Regions from separate parts of the Homo sapiens genome. Here region 2 is linked to region 1. Evidence: read pairs that join two places in POLR2A ChIA-PET (ENCODE). Cell type or tissue: OCI-LY7. All regions are shown on one strand. Region 1 overlaps NCKAP5 (NCK associated protein 5). Region 2 overlaps TMEM163 (transmembrane protein 163).

Region 1 (5,000 bases):
TTAGATACATTTATGGCATGCAGAGTGATGTTATGATTGATAATACAACATGTAATAATTACATCAAGCTAGTTAACATATCCATCACCTCATACTTAACATTTTTTGTGGTGAGAACATTTGAAATGGACTCTTAGCAATTTTGAGATGTGTAATACTCTATTATCAACAGATTTTGTACCCTTTGACCACCCTGTCTGCATTCTCACACCCCCATAGCCTCTGTAACCAACATTCTACTCTCTGCTTTCATTGATCTTATTTATGTGGCCAACAAACATTTGAAAAAAAGCTCACCATCACTGATCATTAGAGAAACGCAAATCAAAACCACAATGAGATGTCAATTCAAGCCAGTTAGAATGTTGATCATTAAAAAGTCAGGAAACAACAGATGCTGGCAAGGATGTGGAGAAATAGGAATACCTTTACACTGTTTTTGGGAGTGTAAATTAGTTCAATCATTGTGGAAGACAGTGTGGCGATTCCTCAAGGATCTAGAAGCAGAAATACCATTTGACCCAGCAATCTCATTACTGGATATATACCCAAAGGATTATAAATCATGCTACTATAAAGACACATGCACATGTATGTTTACTACAGCACTATTTACAATAGTAAAGACTTGGAACCAACCCAAATGCCCATCAATGATAAACTGGATAAAGAAAATGTGGCACATATACACCATAGAATACTATGCAGCCATAAAAAAGAATGAATTCATGTCCTTTCAGAGATGGATGAAGCTGATCTTAACCACCTTGTAATCTAACCTTTCTGCGCCCCTGCCTCCTCTTAAGTAGAACTTTCCCTGGGTCTTCAGACTTAGATCCAGAGGCCCTTCCCACATGTGCCCAGTGCCACAAGCTTTGAAGCCTGGGGAAAGGTCATCATCCAAAGTGCTCTTCAGTGGCTTCATGCCACCTTTGAGGGCTCCCCTGACATGGCCACGGATATGTCCAAGTTTGGCTTTGTCTCCTTGCCAGTGAGAGGAACGGGCTATTTTCTTTCCCTTTCTAATTGGCTTTAAGTTCTTACCTTGTTCTTCTTACTTTTATCCTCTCCTATCTTAAGACAATGTAAAAGAAATTAAGGCAACGTGCCAGTGGTATTCTGAATAGAAATTCATAATTGTTTCCTTCTAATCTTTAGATTCTATGACAGTTTGCTGACAGGTAACACCAGACATCCCTGTCTTAAAGTATCTGGCATTTATCTTTCTCTTGATTGTTTTACATCCAACTGTGGGTCACCTAGCAACATCACTAAGCTAGGATTTGAGACAAAAACTATTCTTTGGTAAAGGGGCTTGAAGTTTTTAGAAAAATTCCATTCTATGTCATTATGTAACTTTGTACTAGCAGTTTTCTGATTATAAAAGTAGTAAATAGTCACATTACAGAAAATTGGAAAAATCATAAGAAAATAATTGTAATTACACTAATCAGAAATGGCTGGAATTGGCATTTCAGCATATATATTTCTAGTCTTTTTGTTATTATTGTACCTAATCAAATTAGGATATATGAAATATCACTGTATACAGTTAAGTAGCCTGTTTCTCCACATTATTCAATACTTTTCAAAAATATGATGCAGTGGCTATGTAGAAATTTATTCAATGGATACTGAGTGCCATTTATTTAATCCTCACTGTTGGCTGCTTACCTTGTTCACAGTATTTCAATATTATAATGTTCTTATGAGCATCCTGGTGCCTAAGTCTTTATACATACATATTGTGATAGAATATTTAAAGCATACCATTATCTTTTAAAGCAGTCATGTCCATAGACAGTTAGATTTCTTATTTAAGAACCAAAATCAAGAATCCCAGAAATGAAGCTGATGGAGGCAGCACAGTTAGGCAAAGAGCACCCAACCCACATGCTCCAAGGGGCCACCATTGTCACTCAGTATAGGATACAATATTGAGAGGGTCCGTGGGCTGCTGAAACAATTTCAAAGACCTAAAATCTTGGGAAAACTTTATACTGTGGGAAATCTTAGTATTCCTTCAAGGTATTCTATTTGTGATTACTCTTTCAGTTGCAAGTCATAGAGACACTACTCAAACTGACTTAACTAAAAGGAAGGATGGCTATATAACTGGACAATCAGCTGTAACAAGACATGGATGAATGCAAGGGTTCAGACAATGTCAGAAAGCTTTCTCCAACTCTCAGTTCTGCTTTCATTTGAGCTAGTTCCTCTCTCAGGCAGGCCTTTTCTATGTGATGGCACCAAATCAGCAGCACCGTGAAAAGGCCATGTCTCTTTCCTAGTCATCCCATCAAAGCTCCTACAGTCCAGAGAGAGGGATCTCATTGGCTTGACTTCAGTTGTAGGCCCACCTCTTGGCCTCTGGAGGGTGGAGCATTTCAACCAGCAGTTCCATCAATTCCATCAAAGATTTGGCAAAATTCTTGTGTTTTAGTTATTTAAATGTCAGAATTACTTTAATACCACCCAGAAAGAATGTTACTGCTTATTTTTTTTTTCCCCTTCTGTGGCATATTATCTTTCTTTTTCTCTTCTCTCTCTCTCTCTCTGTCTGCCTGTCTGTCTTCTCTCTAGCACACCTTCCTCTCCCTCCTTTGGCATTTCTAGGCCTGGCCTCCTGCTGGATGCTGGAATTACAAAGAGATACAGAGCATCTTTTCTGCCCTTGAGATACTCACATTGTTGGAAAGAAGACAAAAATATAATAATTAAAAATATACTAATTAATTAAGGTAATAAAAATAAAGCACATTAAAATTTTAGAAAAATGTAAGGTGTGTACAAGGCTCAGTGGAGCACCAAGACAGAAGTATCTAACTGAATTAGTTTTGGAGGAAGCAAAGAGATAAAGAAGTTGCACTTGAACTGTGAGTCTTTGAGGCTTTATGCCAGTTCTCCAGGCAAAGATGGTAAAATGAAGAGCAGAGGGAATTGCCTAGACAAAAGCAGAAAAGCCTGAAACAGCCTCAAGGAGCCCTCAGAACATGGGCCTGTCAAGGGCCAGGGCACCTATGGCCAGAGATGAGGCCAAGTGGCTCGGCCTGTTTATATGTGCAAGTGCCATTTATTTAATCCTCACTGTTGGTTACTTAGCTTGTTCACACTCTTTGGATAGATAGGTAGTACATGGAACTACCTATCTATCCAACACATCAGTATGAAGAGCTAACAACATCTATGTTTAAAACTCATGCAGTTGCCTCAGCAAGCCTCTAATCAGTTTAGAGGTGTTCTTAACTAATAGCCCCTTCACTTTCCACAGTGAAGCTCCTCGTGGTGCTTCAATCCATCTGTAGAGCATCAAATCACATGCCCAAACAAACACGCCAAGTGGCGCTGCAAACCATCCTGAGCTATGGAGAGAATATTTATGACTTTAAAGTGAATGCCCCCAGTGACTTCAGAAGAAACGCCTTTGGAGTGTAGAAAAATACGTGCATTCCATAAATTGAAGTTCTACCATCATCAAAAGCCTTTGATCAGTGCTCGTTTTCTTGTGGCCTGTCTCTCACTATTGATGTGAGGAAGCTGAACTTGTCTGCAATTTAGGTTTCTCAGTAATAGGCAGCCGAAGATTCCTCTTACCTTGGGTTTTATTAGCATCTCCATTGCTGTTTTACAGCAGCCCTTTTGGCCTTCCAACTCCTGGAAGCTTGTTCAATCAAGACATAACCTTTTATCAGTTATGACCAACTGCTGAGAGAAAGAAAAAAACATTCTTAGTGTGAGGTAAGCCAAGGAGTGGGGGGGGTCTGTGACTGCCCTGCATTGCCAGGGCCAGATTTAGGTAGAAGCTTATTAGAAATACCTTAGATGATAGAAAAAGCCAATATGTCAAGAATTAATCTGCATAAATATGTTACTTTGCATGGCTCAGATTTGTGTGGGAGCTTCTAAGAAAACCCCAGATCTCAGAGAAGGCCAATGCATCAAGGACTAATCTCCATAAATATTCTAAGAGCTATCAAAGAAGAAAAATGAACTATAGGGGCAACATTAAATGTTCCCAGAGATAATTAGAACAAAGTGTTGTTAATTGTGTGTTGGTTTAATGTTATGTAGCCATGGCCTTGTTTTTTTTCACAGAGCATAAATTTTGATGTCAGAAACTGAAAGCTGGCTGGCTTGATTCATCTAAAGGATTCAGTTTGCTTAGTTATAGCCAATTAAGCATTTTAATCCTTACTCTACAAAGTAAGTTAAAGCCTAGTATATCATGAGTAGAAGTGGAAAACAAAACCCCAAATCTTGTTTGTTTGTTTTTTTGTTTAGTGAGTCCCTGGGTTGTTTTAGATGTGATGCTTCAAAGTAACTTACTGAAGTGTCATGAATAAAAATTACACAAGTTGTGATTCAAAAAGCAGTATGATTGATGAGCAGTCCCCAGAACAGAACCACAGCATTCTATTAACTCTAATAGTTTGCCAGGAGAAAATGTTACATAGCCTTGGGGGAAAAATTGTGGCTCTAGAATGGGGTCCAGAAAAATGCCCTTGTTATATAGGTATTGGCTTGACTTGCTGAGTCAGGAACACGATCACCCTGAAACTATGAAATGCTGTAAAATATCCACGTAGTCTGATTTCTGATAGCAACCTTTTGAGGGTGATCTAATTCATTAGCATTCAAATGAGCTCCAACCCTAGAGCCTCACTACAAAGGGAGTGGGAAATATGCAGTTTTACTTTATAACCAAAGCAGTGTGACCCAAGTCCGATAAAGGACCAGAGATTTAAGATGTGGATGTGGGAGGAGAGATTATAAACACCAGCTGTCATGGTGTAAGAGTCTCTACAGTCTTAGTTTTGGTAATTACTCCTGTTTCAGAAATATCTGAAATACATCTTTAATTTATGAATTGAACTTTCTAGATTTAAACATCCTTGGCTGCTTAATAGCATTTTTGCCTTTGGAATTGGAACGCCTTAGTTACAGCACACCCAGGGCAGGCTCAGCCTCCCTTTCAGAGTCAGTAAGTGCTGCTGCTCAGC
Region 2 (5,000 bases), 1.7 Mb before region 1:
ACACATTCAAACCATAGCAAAGTGAAACCTTTCCTCAGAGCTGCCTTTCATTTCTGAACTATCAGGAAATACTACTTCTGTCTCCTCCAACCCCTCTTTTAACTGAGCAATATACTGAGCTCTTCAGCAATGCCACGGGGCATGCACACTTAGACTGTGCAGCTAATGAGGATCCAATTGGGGTGTGTCTAATGGCCTGGTTTCTCTTGCTTCTCTCTGCCATGGACTGACTCCATGGTGGATGTCATGTGGCTGATTTCAGAAGCTGGCCATGGGTTACCAGTGGGCACATTTAGAAGATGAGGCAAATCTGTACCTCCTACAGGGGGACACCTTAAAGCATGCACTGCTGATTTTTGGATAAGGAAAGGAATTGTTTTTGTTCAAAAAAAGTTTCCTTTCAAAGTGATCTCTGAGCTTCTACCTATGACACTCTTGATTTACCTTTTTCTTATGCCTGTATCCAGTCCATTTGTGAGTTCTGTTAGTAATCATCCAAAATATGCCTCGAATCTGCCCCCTCTCCCTCTCTGCTGCTTTGGGCCTCTGTTATATCTTGCCTTCCTGATTGCAGAGGCCTCCTACATGCCCTGCATCCAGGGCCCTTCAAGCTGGCTTATGCTCCTTCTCATAACAGGCAGCATCATATTTTTTTAGTTAGAAATTAATCTTCCCACTCTCTTAAAAACCCTCTGGTGTTTCTCCATTGCACTTGAACAAAAATCTAAACTCTCCACCATGGCATCTGGGTGCTGAATGGTCTGCCCCCCACCTACCTCCCCACCTCATAGGAGCACTTGCTGACTTATTCCCCTCCAGCCATAGCTGCCTTCCATGATCCCCGCTCATGTCCAGATCTGGGCAAGGCTGGCTCCTTCCCTCATTCAGGTCAAATCACCCTGTTTCACTTTCTTCATGAACTAAATAAACATTGTATGAAGTAATTTTCTTGTCTTTGTTGACCTTTTTTTTTCCCTCAGAGATGGGGTCTTGCTCTGTTGCCCAGGCTGTAGTGCAGTATAGTGGTTGTAGCTCACTGCAGCCTCAAACTCCTGAGCTCAAGGGACCCTCCCTCTTCAGCCTCCTTGGGACTACAGGCTCACACCACCACCCCCAGCTGATTTTTAAATTTTTCGTAGAGATGGGGTTAATCTCTCTTTGTTGCCCAGGCTGGTCTCAGACTCCTGGCCTCAAGTGAGCTGTGCCTGGCCCTTTGTTGACTTTTAAAATATTTGTCTGCCTTCACTTGAATGTAAGCTCCCTGAGGACAGGGCAAGGACTTGTCTTTCTCTTTCATCATGGCATCTGCAGAGCCTAGAACAAACAGTAGGCACTTGGTGAATATGTGTGGAGTGGGGAAGCTAACGTGCCAGCAGGAGATGGTACATCCCAGTGAGGAGCAAGGAGGTCCCTGCCATCCACACTTGCTCATGAGGGGACCTGGGCAGTGGCACACCCAGAGCCACTGCAGTCATTCTGTGCCTTAGCCTGAGGGGCCCCTCTACGGTCTGTGCTAAGCATGGGGAAAGCAGGAAACCCTGAGTCTTCTTGGACTCTCAGACTTTAAACCCTGTTTTCCTAATTCTTTTTGAAGTACAGTTGTGTGCTGCATAATGATGTTTGGGTCCACTGCATACATGACAGTGGTCCTATAGATTAAAATGGAGCTGGAAAACTTCTCTTGCTTAGTGACATTGTAAGGTCGAATTGCAACACATTACCTTTCCTATGTTTAGATGTGTTTAGATACACAAATACCATTGTGTTACAGTTGCCTATAGTATTCAGTCTAGTAACATGCTGTAGGTTTGTAGCCTAGGAGCAGTAGGCCATACCACATAGTCTAGGTATGCAGTACGCTATCCCATCTAGGTCTGTGTAAGTACACTCGGCGATGTTTGCACAATGATAGAACCACCTCATGATGCGTTTCTCAGAATGTAGCCCTGTTGTTAAGAGACACATGACTGTATTTGAGTTCTTTTGCAAAGCAGATGCTTCATAAAAAATTATGTTTCAGGCTGGGTGCTGTGGCTTATGCCTGTAATTCCAGCACTTTGAGAGGCTGAGGAGGGCGGATCACGAGGTCAGGTGATCAAGACCATCCTGGCTAACACGGTGAAATCCCATGTCTACTAAAAATATACAAAATTAGCCAGGCATTGTGGCGGGCGCCTGTAGTCCCAGCTACTTAGGAGGCTGAGGCAGAAGAATGGCTTGAACCCGGGAGGCAGAGGTTGCAGTGAGCCAAGATTGTACCAATGCACTCCAGCCTGGGCGACAGAGTGAGACTCGGTCTCAAAAAATATATATATATATATTTCAGAGAAAAATAAGTGATGTTTATGTTACCTATTGTTTTGGAATATGCATTCCGCTTTTTCTCCATGAGTGTGACAACTGGGGCATAGGCTCTGCTTTGCTCATACCAATACTCAGAACAACACCAGGATCTGTCCTCCAAAAACTCATGAAAAATATTTAATTTTTCATATTATACATTGACCGCCTTTCTACGTAGTGCTGGTGGGAGAGTTTGTCATTTAAACAAAACCTCACAAAGGCCTTTCATGTCGCTTTTGTTCTCTAAAACAAGTAGAATCCTGAATTCAGAGCTAGGTTTTTGTGACCTTTGAGCTGTTAAATCGGAACAGTGAATGTTACTAAATTTTTCCTAGCTGCATTCTTTCTGCAAGTTCTGCTGCCTTTCGGGATGTTGCTTCATGTTCTCATAGGCTTTTGCCTATGCATAGTAGGAGGTTTCTGAAGTCTATAGGAATCCGCAAGTGGATCACTCTGACCAGCCTGACAATCAATAAAAGTAACAATAAAATAGTCGATACTCATTTCTTCCTGTTATGGCTATTTGTTTCTAAAGCAAATGTTTATTTATTTGTCTTTTTTTTCAACTTTTAAGTTCAGGGGGTATGTGTATCAGTTTGTTACATGGGTAAGTTGCATGTTGCTGAGGTTTAGTATACAAGTGATCCCATCACCCAGGTAATGAGCATAGTACCCAGTAGGTAGTTTTTCAGCCCTCACCTTCCTCCCGCCCACGCCCTCTAGTGGCCTCCAGTGTCTGTTGTTCCCATCTTTTTTATTTTTTATTTTTGAGATGGAGTTTCACTCTTGTTGCCTAGGCTGGAGTGCAATGGCGCGATCTTGGCTCACTGCAACCTCCGCCTCCCAGATATAGGCGATTCTCCTGTCTCAGCCTCCTAAGTAGCTCGGATTACAGGCATGCGCCACCACGCCCAACTAATTTTTTTGTATTTAGTAGAGATGGGGTTTCACCATGTTAGTCAGGCTGGTCATGAATTCCTGACCTCAGGTGATCCATCTGCCTCTGCCTCCCAAAGTGTTGGGATTACAGGCATGCGCCACCATGCCCAGCCTGTTGTTCCCATCTTTATGTTCATAAGTACTCAATGTTTAGCTCCCACTTATAAGTGAGAACATGTGGTGTTTGGTTTTCTGTTCCTGGGTTACTTTATTTAGAATAATGGTCTCTAGCTTTATGCATGTTGCTGTAAAGGAGGTGATTTTCTTCTTTTCTATGGCTGTGTGGTACTTCATGGTATATACACAACTTGCCAAGACTGAGTCAGGAAAAAATTGAAATCCTGAACAGACCAATATTGAGTTCTGAAATTGAATCAGTAATAAAAAACCTACCAACCAAAAAGAGCTCTGGACCAGATGGATTCACAGCTGAATTCTACCAGATGTACAAAGAAGAGCTTGTACCAATCCTACTAACTAAAAGTATTCCGAAAAATTGAGGAGGAAGGACTTCTCCCTAACTCATTCTGTGAAACCAGCATCACTGATATAAAATCTGGCAAAGACACAACAAAAAAAGTTCTTACAGGCCAATATCCCTTATTAACATAGATGCAAAAATCCTCAACAAAATACTAGGAAATTGAATCCAGCAGCACATCAAGAAGTTAATTCACCATGATCAAGTAGGCTTCATTCCTGGGATACAGGGCTGGTTCAAAACATGCAAATCAATAAATATGATTTACCACATAAGCAGAATTAAAAACAAAAACCATACGATCATCTCAGTAGACAAAGTAAAAGCGTTTTATAAAATTCAACATCCCTTCATGATAAAAACCCTCAACAAACAAGGCACTGAAGGGATATATCTCAAAATAATAAGAGCCATCTATGACATACCCACAGCCAAAGTCATACTGAGTGGGCAAAGGCTACAACCATTCCCCTTGAGAACTGGAACAAGACAAGGATGTCTAGTCTCACCACTCCTATTCAACATAGCATTCGATGACCTTGCCAGAGCAGTCAGTCAAGAGAAAGAAATAGAAGGCGGGGGGAGGAGCCAAGATGGCCGAATAGGAACAGCTCCGGTCTACAGCTCCCAGCGTGAGCGACGCAGAAGACGGGTGATTTCTGCATTTCCATCTGAGGTACCGGGTTTCTCTCACTAGGGAGTGCCAGACAGTGGGCGCAGGCCAGTGGGTGCGTGCACCGTGCGCGAGCCGAAGCAGGGCAAGGCATTGCCTCACCTGGGAAGCGCGAGGGGTCAGGGAGTTCCCTTTCCGAGTCAAAGAAAGGGGTGACGGACGCACCTGGAAAATCGGGTCACTCCCACCCGAATATTGCGCTTTTCAGACCGGCTTAAAAAGCGGCGAACCATGAGATTATATCCCACACCTGGCTCGGAGGGTCCTACGCCCACGGAGTCTCGCTGATTTCTAGTACAGCAGTCTGAGATCAAACTGCAAGGCGGCAGCGAGGCTGGGGGAGGGGCGCCCGTCATTGCCCAGGCTTGCTTAGGTAAACAAAGCAGCCAGGAAGCTCGAACTGGGTGGAGCCCACCACAGCTCAAGGAGGCCTGCCTGCCTCTGTAGGCTCCACCTCTGGGGGCAGGGCACAGACAAAGGAAAAGACAGCAGTAACCTCTGCAGACTTAAGTGTCCCTGTCTGACAGCTTTGAAGAGAGCAGTGGTTCTCCCAGCACACAGCTG

The links. ChIA-PET counts read pairs that join two places held together with the same protein. Peaks named below come from ENCODE experiments on the same cell type or tissue, not always from the same donor. Only the 100,000 strongest peaks of a DNase experiment are listed, where the experiment ranks them.
Region 2: POLR2A ChIA-PET joins it to region 1 with 5 read pairs; 1 of 35 experiments calls an interaction of 5 or more read pairs at or near these places.

Annotation. Positions count from the first base shown.
Region 1 is chr2:132,951,211-132,956,210 of GRCh38, reverse strand. All of the region lies in intron 8 of NCKAP5 (NCK associated protein 5), which reads left to right. LOC112268439 (a long non-coding RNA gene) reads right to left here. Exons shown (of 2, transcript XR_002959479.2): 2 at 3,624-3,705. Among named protein-coding and RNA genes, the nearest start is that of NCKAP5-AS1, 38 kb to the right of the region's middle. RefSeq lists an enhancer at 1-60. In OCI-LY7, no CTCF peak of the experiment used is centred here; a DNase peak (open chromatin) is centred at 2,180.
Region 2 is chr2:134,655,916-134,660,915 of GRCh38, reverse strand. The region is part of intron 2 of TMEM163 (transmembrane protein 163); the gene reads left to right. Among named protein-coding and RNA genes, the nearest start is that of TMEM163, 61 kb to the left of the region's middle. In OCI-LY7, CTCF peaks have their summits at 2,849 and 3,063 (motif pointing left); a DNase peak (open chromatin) is centred at 3,045.